2 separate regions of the Homo sapiens genome follow, and region 1 is linked to region 2. A link is an interaction called in ENCODE POLR2A ChIA-PET data of the cell type or tissue named here. Cell type or tissue: A673. All regions are shown on one strand. Links, peaks and the distances in the headings refer to the core of each region. The heading gives the core; the rest is flanking DNA. Region 1 has its middle 26 kb from the start of CBX7. Region 2 overlaps APOBEC3D (apolipoprotein B mRNA editing enzyme catalytic subunit 3D).

What was found. ChIA-PET counts read pairs that join two places held together with the same protein. Peaks named below come from ENCODE experiments on the same cell type or tissue, not always from the same donor. Only the 100,000 strongest peaks of a DNase experiment are listed, where the experiment ranks them.
Region 1: POLR2A ChIA-PET joins it to region 2 with 8 read pairs; 2 of 35 experiments call an interaction of 5 or more read pairs at or near these places.

What each region holds. Positions count from the first base shown.
Region 1 is chr22:39,176,186-39,180,565 of GRCh38, reverse strand. No RefSeq gene overlaps it. Among named protein-coding and RNA genes, the nearest start is that of CBX7, 26 kb to the right of the region's middle. RefSeq lists an enhancer at 4,088-4,380. In A673, for the core only: no CTCF peak of the experiment used is centred there; a DNase peak (open chromatin) is centred at 2,155.
Region 2 is chr22:39,030,513-39,034,892 of GRCh38, reverse strand. It overlaps APOBEC3D (apolipoprotein B mRNA editing enzyme catalytic subunit 3D), which reads right to left. Exons shown (of 7, transcript NM_152426.4): 6 at 2,920-3,199; 7 at 1,616-2,695. The coding sequence ends at 2,577. Among named protein-coding and RNA genes, the nearest start is that of APOBEC3F, 8.2 kb to the left of the region's middle. RefSeq lists an enhancer at 3,741-4,380. In A673, for the core only: no CTCF peak of the experiment used is centred there; no DNase peak of the experiment used is centred there.

The sequences.
Region 1 (4,380 bases), core at 171-4,170, 150 kb before region 2:
TTTTTTTCTTCGAGATGGATTTTCACTCTTGTCTCCCAGGCTGGAGTGCAATGGCGCGATCTCAGCTCACGGCAACCTCCGTCTCCTGGGTTCAAGCGATTCTCCTGCCTCAGCCTCCCCAGTAGCTGGGATTATAGGCATGTGCCACCATGCTCGGATAACTTTTTTGTATTTTTAGTAGAGATGGGGTTTTACCATGTTGGCCAGGCTGGTCTTGAACTTCAGACCTCAGGCGATCCACCTGCCTCGGCCACCCAAAGTGCTGGAATTATAGGCGTGAGCCACCGCGCCCGGCCCTCCTTGCCTTTTAATGTCCTCTCTCCTGTTCTTTTCGCAAGTCTCCTCCCCGTCAGGCTGTCACCTATGGCTCTGTGGGAGCCTCATTTGTGGCTGTTCCATCTGCTGCCTGCAGGCACCTCGGCTGAGGCCCCACCCTCCTGGGCCTCCCTCCTCCCCGATGCTGTTTCTCAGGCTCCCCTGCCGGCCCCCCTCATCTCTAAACGTTGGCGGGGGGTGCCAGGGCTCAATCCTTGGAGCTACTCTTTGTCTACACCCTTCCCCAGGGTGGTCTCATCCGGCTCTAGGGGCTGATCCCCACCCACGAGCCAGTGACGCCCGATGAGTGTCCCCAGCTGGCCCCTGCCTGCTCAGCTTTGCCGGGTGGAAGTCTCGGATTTATCACCGGGCATCACCACCTCGACCTGTCCAGCCTCAGTGCCTGTCTTCCCTGCTCCATCCCACCCCAAACCTGCCATCCCCAGCTGGCCCCATCAGTTTCAGTAGCTCTGTCCTTCCAAGTGCTAGGGCCCAAACCTTGGAATAGGCCTTGACCTTCTCTTTCCTTTACCACCACCCTTCATCAGATAGGCCGTACTGCTGTTGGCTCCGCCTTCTGTTCCTCGCCCTCACCAGGGCTGCTGGCCCAGCCTAGCCCCACCAGCTCCCCTCCTACAGGCTGCTTAAGCCTAAGTCAGATCATGTGTTTCTCTGCTCAGACCCTCCCCGGCTCCTGCTCCGGTCCTCACTCAGAGCCGCAGCTCAGGTGCTTACAAAGGCCTGCAAGGACCTATGGGATTTCACCCTGACTCTGTCTGCTTGGGCCCCCTCTGCTGACAGCCCTCCTCCTGCAGAGCCCAGCCTCAGTGGGCTCACTCCCTCACTTCCTTCAGTCTGTGAGGCCCTCCCTGGTCACCCCACATCAAGCTACCCCCACCTCTGGACCCTGCCCCATCCTTCCGCACAGCACCAACTTCTATTCCCTTTACTCATTGGTTGCTTTCCTGCCCATTTCCCTGCATTTGAATGGAAGCTGCACAGTGCCTAGCGTGTGGATGGTATTCAAGAAGTAGTTGTTGAATTGAATAAATGAATGAGTGAATGAATGGCTGACCATTCCCTGTGTTCTTTCCTGAGGAATGCCCACTTGGCTAAGAATCTCTCTCCACCCGGCACTCCAGACTTGTAGCGAGTTGAAGCTAGCCTATCTTCCCCACGCTATACTTAAACTGAGCTCGTGCAACCAGCGGACCCTCCAACCACCACCGGCCATATTTCCCACCAGGACCACATCCCCTGTCCCCAGCCTCTGTGTGAGCCGTCACCTCCTCCCTGAAGGCCTCCTGATTCATCCATGTCTCCCTCTCTCCGGTGCCCTCCTGAGGGGGCCTCATGACTGGTGACTCTCCCACCCTCCTGATGGACGGTTAACTCGCCAAGGGCTCCGTCTCCTTCATTTCTGTAACCCCGGCACTCAGCAGAGCCTCTGCACACAGCAGGCGCCCACTCAGTGTTTGCTAACTGGAGTTGAACATTTGCCTTAGTTTTATGTTTAGTCTTTTCTGTTGGCCTTATTTTATTTATTTATTTATTTATTTTTGAGACAGGGTCTCACTATGTTGCCCAGGCTGGTCTCAAACTGTCAGGCTCAAGTGATCCTCTTGCCTCAGCCTCCTGAGGAACTGGGATTACAGGTGTGAGCCACCATGCCCAGTGAGTTTATTTTATTTTAGTCATGTTCATTTGTTTTCTAGTTCATCTTTAGTTTGATTTTTACAACATTTATTCTCCTTTTTCTGATTACAAAACGAACGTGCTCATTGCCAAAAACATTGAAAATACACCGTAAATACACAGGAAATAGGAAATTACTCATGATTTGGCTGCGCAGAGATCACTGTGATTAGCATTTGGTGGGTCACTTTGACTTCTTCTCATTGTGCACTTTCCCTTTTAGTAAATCTTACACTGGGACCATTTCTTATGTCCTCACTCTTCTTCAAAGGCCTCGTATTTGATGGCTGCATAATATTCCATTTCGTCATTTTATCATTATTTAATCAAGCGTGCCACACACAGATGATCGTGACACCCCCTGTGCCCATCCTCCTCCACAGACACAACCCCTGGCCACCCCCGCATCTGTAAACACACCCGGCCGTGCCGCAGTGGCCCCTAAGCCTCACAATTGAGGTGATTTCCCAGAGGAGGCTGAACAATGCCCTGGACATGTGGACCCAGCAGGGTGGGGTTCCAGCCTTTTCCTCCTACTGTCCCTCAGACAGACAGAGAGACAGACAGATGGCCAGCCAGCCAGACAGGCAGACAGGACAGGCGGGTGGGACAGGCGGGTGGGACAGGCAGGCGGGACAGGCAGGCAGGAGGCACCAGGGGAAGGCGGAGGCAATAGCGTTGGGGGTGTCTGGCCTTTTGGGGGGGTCAAGTGGTAGGGAGATGGGGTCCTTGGGAGCAGGGCCCTGGCCTGGATGGGAGCTGAACTCTGCAGGGTGAGCCCTAGAGAAGAGCAGGTAACAGGGAGGGACTTCCTCTGCTTAATCCTCTCAAGGGCAGGCAGAAGGAGGTGACTGATGGTCTCAGAACCAAACAGTTGAATTTCAGAATCCTGGGACCACAGAGGACTGATGAGGCTGGCCCCAGGGACCACATCCTCTAACCCTGTGATGATCAAGTGGAGGTGCAGAGGCCCAGGGACTTCTCAGGCCTCCTGACTCCAGCAAAGAGCTGCTCCTGCCTCTCGCTGTGGCCTGGACCAGGTTGCTCTGGTCCCTGTGCCCAGAGCCACCGTGAGCTGTTGAAGTGGGAAATGGGGCCTGCAGTGCAGATGGAGCTGGAGTTCCCAGGACTGGGCAGGGGCTTGGGGTGGTCCTCGAGCCAGCAGGAGAGGGGAGGGAGAGGGTGGGAGGCTAGAGACTGGCAGCCCAGATGCATCCATCCCACTGCAGCCCCTCCTGCCTGTCCCCTCCCGGCCCTGGAAGACCCCTCCAGGCTCCCCAAGGGCAGAGGGCAGCATGGGGAGCGGGCTTGGTCTCCTGCAGAGTGGAGGTCTCTGAAGCCTCCAGCTCCCAGCTTCTCCCCAGACTGCTCTGGGCCTGAAACTAGGGGGCGTTTGCAGAAAAACATGGAAAAGAATTACCCTAGTTTCTGGTGGTTTTGCAGAACAGCAAGTCCCCGGATTCCCGGGTCAGCTTGACCGAGCTAGCTGTGGGATCTTGGACAAGGACCCCTTTCCTCCTAGGACCCCAAAGGCACTCCCAGGGTGAGGGCTCCAGAGCCTGACCGCCCCCAGGCCCTCCCCTCTGAATGTTCGAATCCTGCATACCATGGCTGCGTGGCGGTGGGAACCACTATATCCCACCAGGCCCGGCCCAGTGCGGAGAAGGGATGGGCTCCTGCCCTTAGCCAGAGGCACAGGCTCTGCAGAGAGGCAGTGATGATGCCATAGAGCGTGACAAGGGCAGCAATGCTGGGGTTGCCCAAGGAAGGGATCAAAGTCTCCCATCTTGCAGACAGAGATACTGAGTCCCAGAGAGGGGAAGTGGCTGTCTGGGCACTGGAGACTAGAACCCAGGAGTCTTCTACCTCTCCCCTCTTCCGGCTCTGACCCCGAGAGCTTCCCTGGGGAACGGTAGGTGGGCTAGGGAGCCCCATAAGGTAGAACTGAAAGCAGAAACTCCTCCCCTGTTAACTGACTCCTCCCAGAGCCCCCGAATCTCTGCTTCCAGGGTTGGGGTTCATTTGCTTCTGCGATAGTCTGGGATGGGTGGGACTGGCACAAGATGGGTCCTCTATCACCCCAAGTCCAAGGGGCGCCCCAAGCGGGGTGCTGCTGTGCCGTGTCGGGCCAGCATGGCAGTAGGCCAGGGCCCCCGGCAGCGCCGAGGCAGCTGGACAGGGCGGCCGCCAAGAATGCCAGGAATGCGGAGCCGCCGTGTCCTTCCCGCTCCTCTTCCTCCCCCCCGCCAGCCCAGAACAGGATATTCCCTGTCCAGGGAAACCCAAGTCCGGTCCCTTTATGGGAAAACCATGGGGCATCTGGTGGGCACTGTTCCTGCACTGGGACGGGTGTTCAGCATAGGGGAGCCC
Region 2 (4,380 bases), core at 74-4,073:
TGGAGGAGGGTGGATCACCTGAGCTCACGAGTTCAAGACCAGCCTGAGCAACATGGAGAAACCTCGCCTCTACTAAAACTACAAAATTAGCCGGGCGTGGTGGCGCATGCCTGTAGTCCCAGCTACTCAGGAGGCTGAGACAGGAGAATCGCTTGAACCCTGAAGGTGGAGGTTGCAGTGAGCCAAGATTATGCCATTGCACTCCAGCCTGGGCAACGAGAGTAAAACTCTGTCTCAAAAAAAAAAAAAAAAAAAAAAGATGATATTTGGAGGCAGAGATACCCCAGAGGTGCAGGTAGGTGCACAGAGGAAAGGCCACAGAGGACACAGCCAGAAGGGATTCCCTGCCAGCCAGGAGGAGCAGCCTCAGAGCAAACAACCCAACCCACCCCTCGAACTTGGACTTGGAGCCTCCAGATGTGTGAGGAAATAAATGCCTGCTGTGTGGGCACCTGGCCTGGGGCATGTTCTGTGGAGGCCACAGCATGAAGGGGTCATTTTTATAGAGAATCTCATTCTCTAATAACTTACATCTGCCTAGAAAATGACAAGTCAAATTTAAAGTGTGGAGAAGAGCCTCTAATTTCACATTTCATTTGCAAAGAAAGAATTTGGGACATACACGCAGTCTGGGTGGTGTTCACCATGTTGGGAGAACAGAGACAGCAACAGGTTTTATAAAAAGGAGAAATGGGCTAGGCGCTGTGGCTCACACCAGCAATCCCAGCAATTTGGGAGGCCAAGGAGGTCGGATCACTTGAGGTCAGGAGTTTAAGACCAGCCTAAGCCTGGCCAGGTGGCTCGCACCTGTAATCCCAGCACTTTGGGTGCCCGAGACGGGTGGATCACCAGGTCAGGAGTTCAAGACCAGCCTAGCCAAGATGCTGAAACCCCATCTCTACTAAAAATACAAAAATTAGCCAGGCGTGGTGGCACACCCATGTAATCCCAGCTACTCGGGAGGCTGAGGCAGGAGAATAGTTTGAACCCGGGTGGCAGAGGTTGCAGTGAGCCCAGGTTGCACCACTGCACTCCAGCCTGGGTGACAGAGCAAGACTTCATCTGAAAAAAATAAAAATAAGCCTGGCATGGGCAACATGATGAAACCCGTTTTTACTGAAAATACAAAAATTAGCCCGGTGTGGTGGTGCACGCCTGTAATCCCAGCTACTCGGGAGGCTGAGACAGGAGAATCACTTGAACAACAGAGGTGGAGGTTGCAGTGAGCGGAGACTGCGCCATTGCACTCCAGCCTGGGTGACAGGGCGAGACTCCACTTCAAAAAAAAAAAGGAGAAATGTTCTCTTGCCCTGTGGGAAAGCCCACCATGGGCACTAGGAAGTGTTGGGAGCTGGGAGGTTCCATTGCTGAGTCACTGCGTTTGGAGCAAGGAGTCCAAGACTTACAGCCATTTATGGCAGAAGCTATGGATAAAGCTGGTTTCAGGGTACAATGCACAGTTTCAGGAGTCAGGCTTGCAGATAAGTCCATTTTGGGAGCAATGGTGTGTGGCCTGACTGCTTTTCCTCCCTGGCTGCTGGCCTCTGTTTTAGCTGCGTAGGACATGAATGACCCAATTCGTAGGATGAAACTTACAAAGGATGTTTCTCAAAACTGGTTTTCAACTTACATATATTCATATCCATTTAGGTTGAGTGTATTTATTGATTTATTTTCAGGCAGGGTCTTGATCTGTTGCTCAAACTGGAGTTCTGTGGCGCGATCTCAGTTTACTCCAGCCTCCACCTCCCCGGCTCAAGCAGTCCTCCCACTTCATCCTCCCAAGTAGCTTAAACTACAGGTGCATGCCACCACATCTGGCTTTTTTTTGGTATTTTTTTTTGTAGAAATGGGGCTTTGTCGTGTGGCCCAGGCTGGTCTCAAACTTCTGGGCTCAAGCGATTCTCCCACCTCTGCCTCCGAAAGGCGTGAGTCACCAGGGCCAGACTAGATTGAGTTTAATAAGATTTGGTTGTGCGGCCGAGCCGGGTGGCTCACGCCCGTAATCCCAGCACTTTGGGAGACAGAGATGGGCAGATCACCTGAGGTCAGGAGTTCAAGACCAGCCTGGCCAACATGGTGAAACCCAGTCACTACTAAAAATACAAAAAAAAAAAAAAAAAAAAAAAAAAATTAGCTGGGCGTGGTGGCAGGCATCTGTAATCCCAGCTACTCAGAAGCTGAGACAGGAGAATCACTTGAACCCAGTAAGCAGAGTTTGCAGTGAGCTGAGATCCAGCCATTGCACTCTAGTCTGGGCGACAGAGTGAAACTCCGTCTCAAAAAAAAAAAAAAAAAAAAAAGATTTGGTTATGCTGGGGAGATGGGAAGAGTCAAGTTAGGGGCACCCAGGCTGGGGGAACAGGACTGGGGAGGTGGATGGAGAGCCTCTACAAGAAGAGCCTGGGAGAGCGGGGAGGAGGTGGTGAGGCAGGGGGGCACTATGGAATGGCCCTGAGGCCAGGAGGGGCTCAGGATGACCAGGCAAAAGCACAGCTGGTGCAGGATGGAGGGGAGGCCCGTGCAGCATGAGCAGGAGGCTAGAAGAGACAGACCATGAGGCCCAGGGAGACCCCTCACTGGAGAATCTCCCGTAGCCTTCTTTTCAGAAGTCGAAAGTTGGTTTGTAGTCCCTTCCAAGGCTTGAATGGCTCATCATCACTGTACACAAAGTTTTTCCAACAAGATACAAAATCTGAGAAAAAAACAAGGAGAAAGCAGTGAGGGCCCAGCAAGCCTCTCTCCCGGCCCTGGGCCCTCCCCTCCCAAGCCAGGTCTCCTGGCTGCCAGTTGCAGCTGGCGCCGGCCCCATCCCTGCAGGCTTCCCGGGGACACTGCCCCGCCCCACGGCATTGCAGACCCACCTGCCCCTCATGCTGTCCCTCCCGCACCCACTCTCCTCAGCCCCCCACGTCTCACCTTTGTAGCCCATGATCTTCACGGAGGCCCCTTCCTGACTCAGGCTGCAGAGCCCCTCCTGGTAATCTGTATCCCAGAAGTAGCAGAGGCGGGCGGTGAAGATGGTGAGATTCACGTTGCTGTGCCTGGCCAGGAACTCGGCCACCTCCCCTGCACACTCTGGGCAAGGGCTCCAAGATGTGTACCAGGTGACCTCGTAGTTTGTGTTAGGAGACAGTATGTCGTCACAGAACCAAGAGAGGAAGCACCTTTCTGCATGACAATGGGTCTCAGGATCCACCTGGGGAAGGAGGAGGAGGAGGGCAGGGGGAGCTCAGACCAGGAGCAGGAGGAGTGTAGGGGTGGGGCGATGGGAGAAGAGGGCAGGCCTGAAGCCCCAGGGCATTTTCTTATTTATTTATTTTTGAGACAGGGTCTCTCCTGTTGCCCAAGCTGGGGTGCAGTGGTGCGATCTGGGCTGACTGCAGCCTTGACCTCCCAGGCTCAAGGAATCTTCCCACCTCAGCCTCCTGATTAGCTGGGACTGCAGGTGTGTGCTGCCACGCCCGGCTAATTTTTTTGTAATTTTTGTGGAGACGGAGTCGTGCCACATTGCCCAGGCTGATCTCGAAATCTTGGGCTCAAGCCATCCTCCTGCCTCAGCCTACCAAATTTCTAGGACTATGAGCATAAACCACATGCACGACCTTATTTTATTTCTTTACTTTTCATTTTTCTGGGTGCATAGTAGGCCCCAGGGCGTTTTATTCATTGAGTTTCCCTTATTCCATCCTTCTCCTTCCTCTTTATTTTTTTATTATTTTTTTCTGAGATGGAGTCTTGCTCTGTTGCACAGGCGGGAGTGCAACGGCACGATCTCAGCTCACCACAACTTCTGCCCCTTGGGTTCAAGCGATTCTCTTGCCTCAGCCTCCGGAGTAGCTAGGATTACAGTCGCGCACTCCTACGCCTGGCTAATTTTTGTAGTTTTAGTAGAGACAGGGTTTCACCATGTTAGCTAGGCTGTTCTTGAACTCCTGACCTTATGATCCGCCCGCCTAGGCCTCACGATGTGTTGGGATTGCAGGCGTGAGCTACTGCGTACAGGCGTGAGCCACCGCGCTTGGCCCCTTCCTTCTTTATTTTATTGAGTCTTTTCCTGTCTCATCATGCCCTCAAGTGCGAATTCTGGCATCCTTTCCCCCAGGCATCCATTAACCAGGCATCCTCAGCCCCTGCTGTGGCCTGGTCCTATGGGGTCTGCCTTGTCCCCTGTCTGCCTTCTGCTGGGAAGGTCATTGGACCCACATTGTCCCATGGAGTTGAAGGTTGGCCAAAGGGGCTACTGAGCACTTGAAATGGGGCTCTGATTAGAAACGTTGGCACGTGTAAAATACACAGCGCATTTCAAAATCTCATTGTGAGAATAGACAAACTTTAACTCTCTCATGAGGCATTTTATATTAAGTATATGTTGAAATC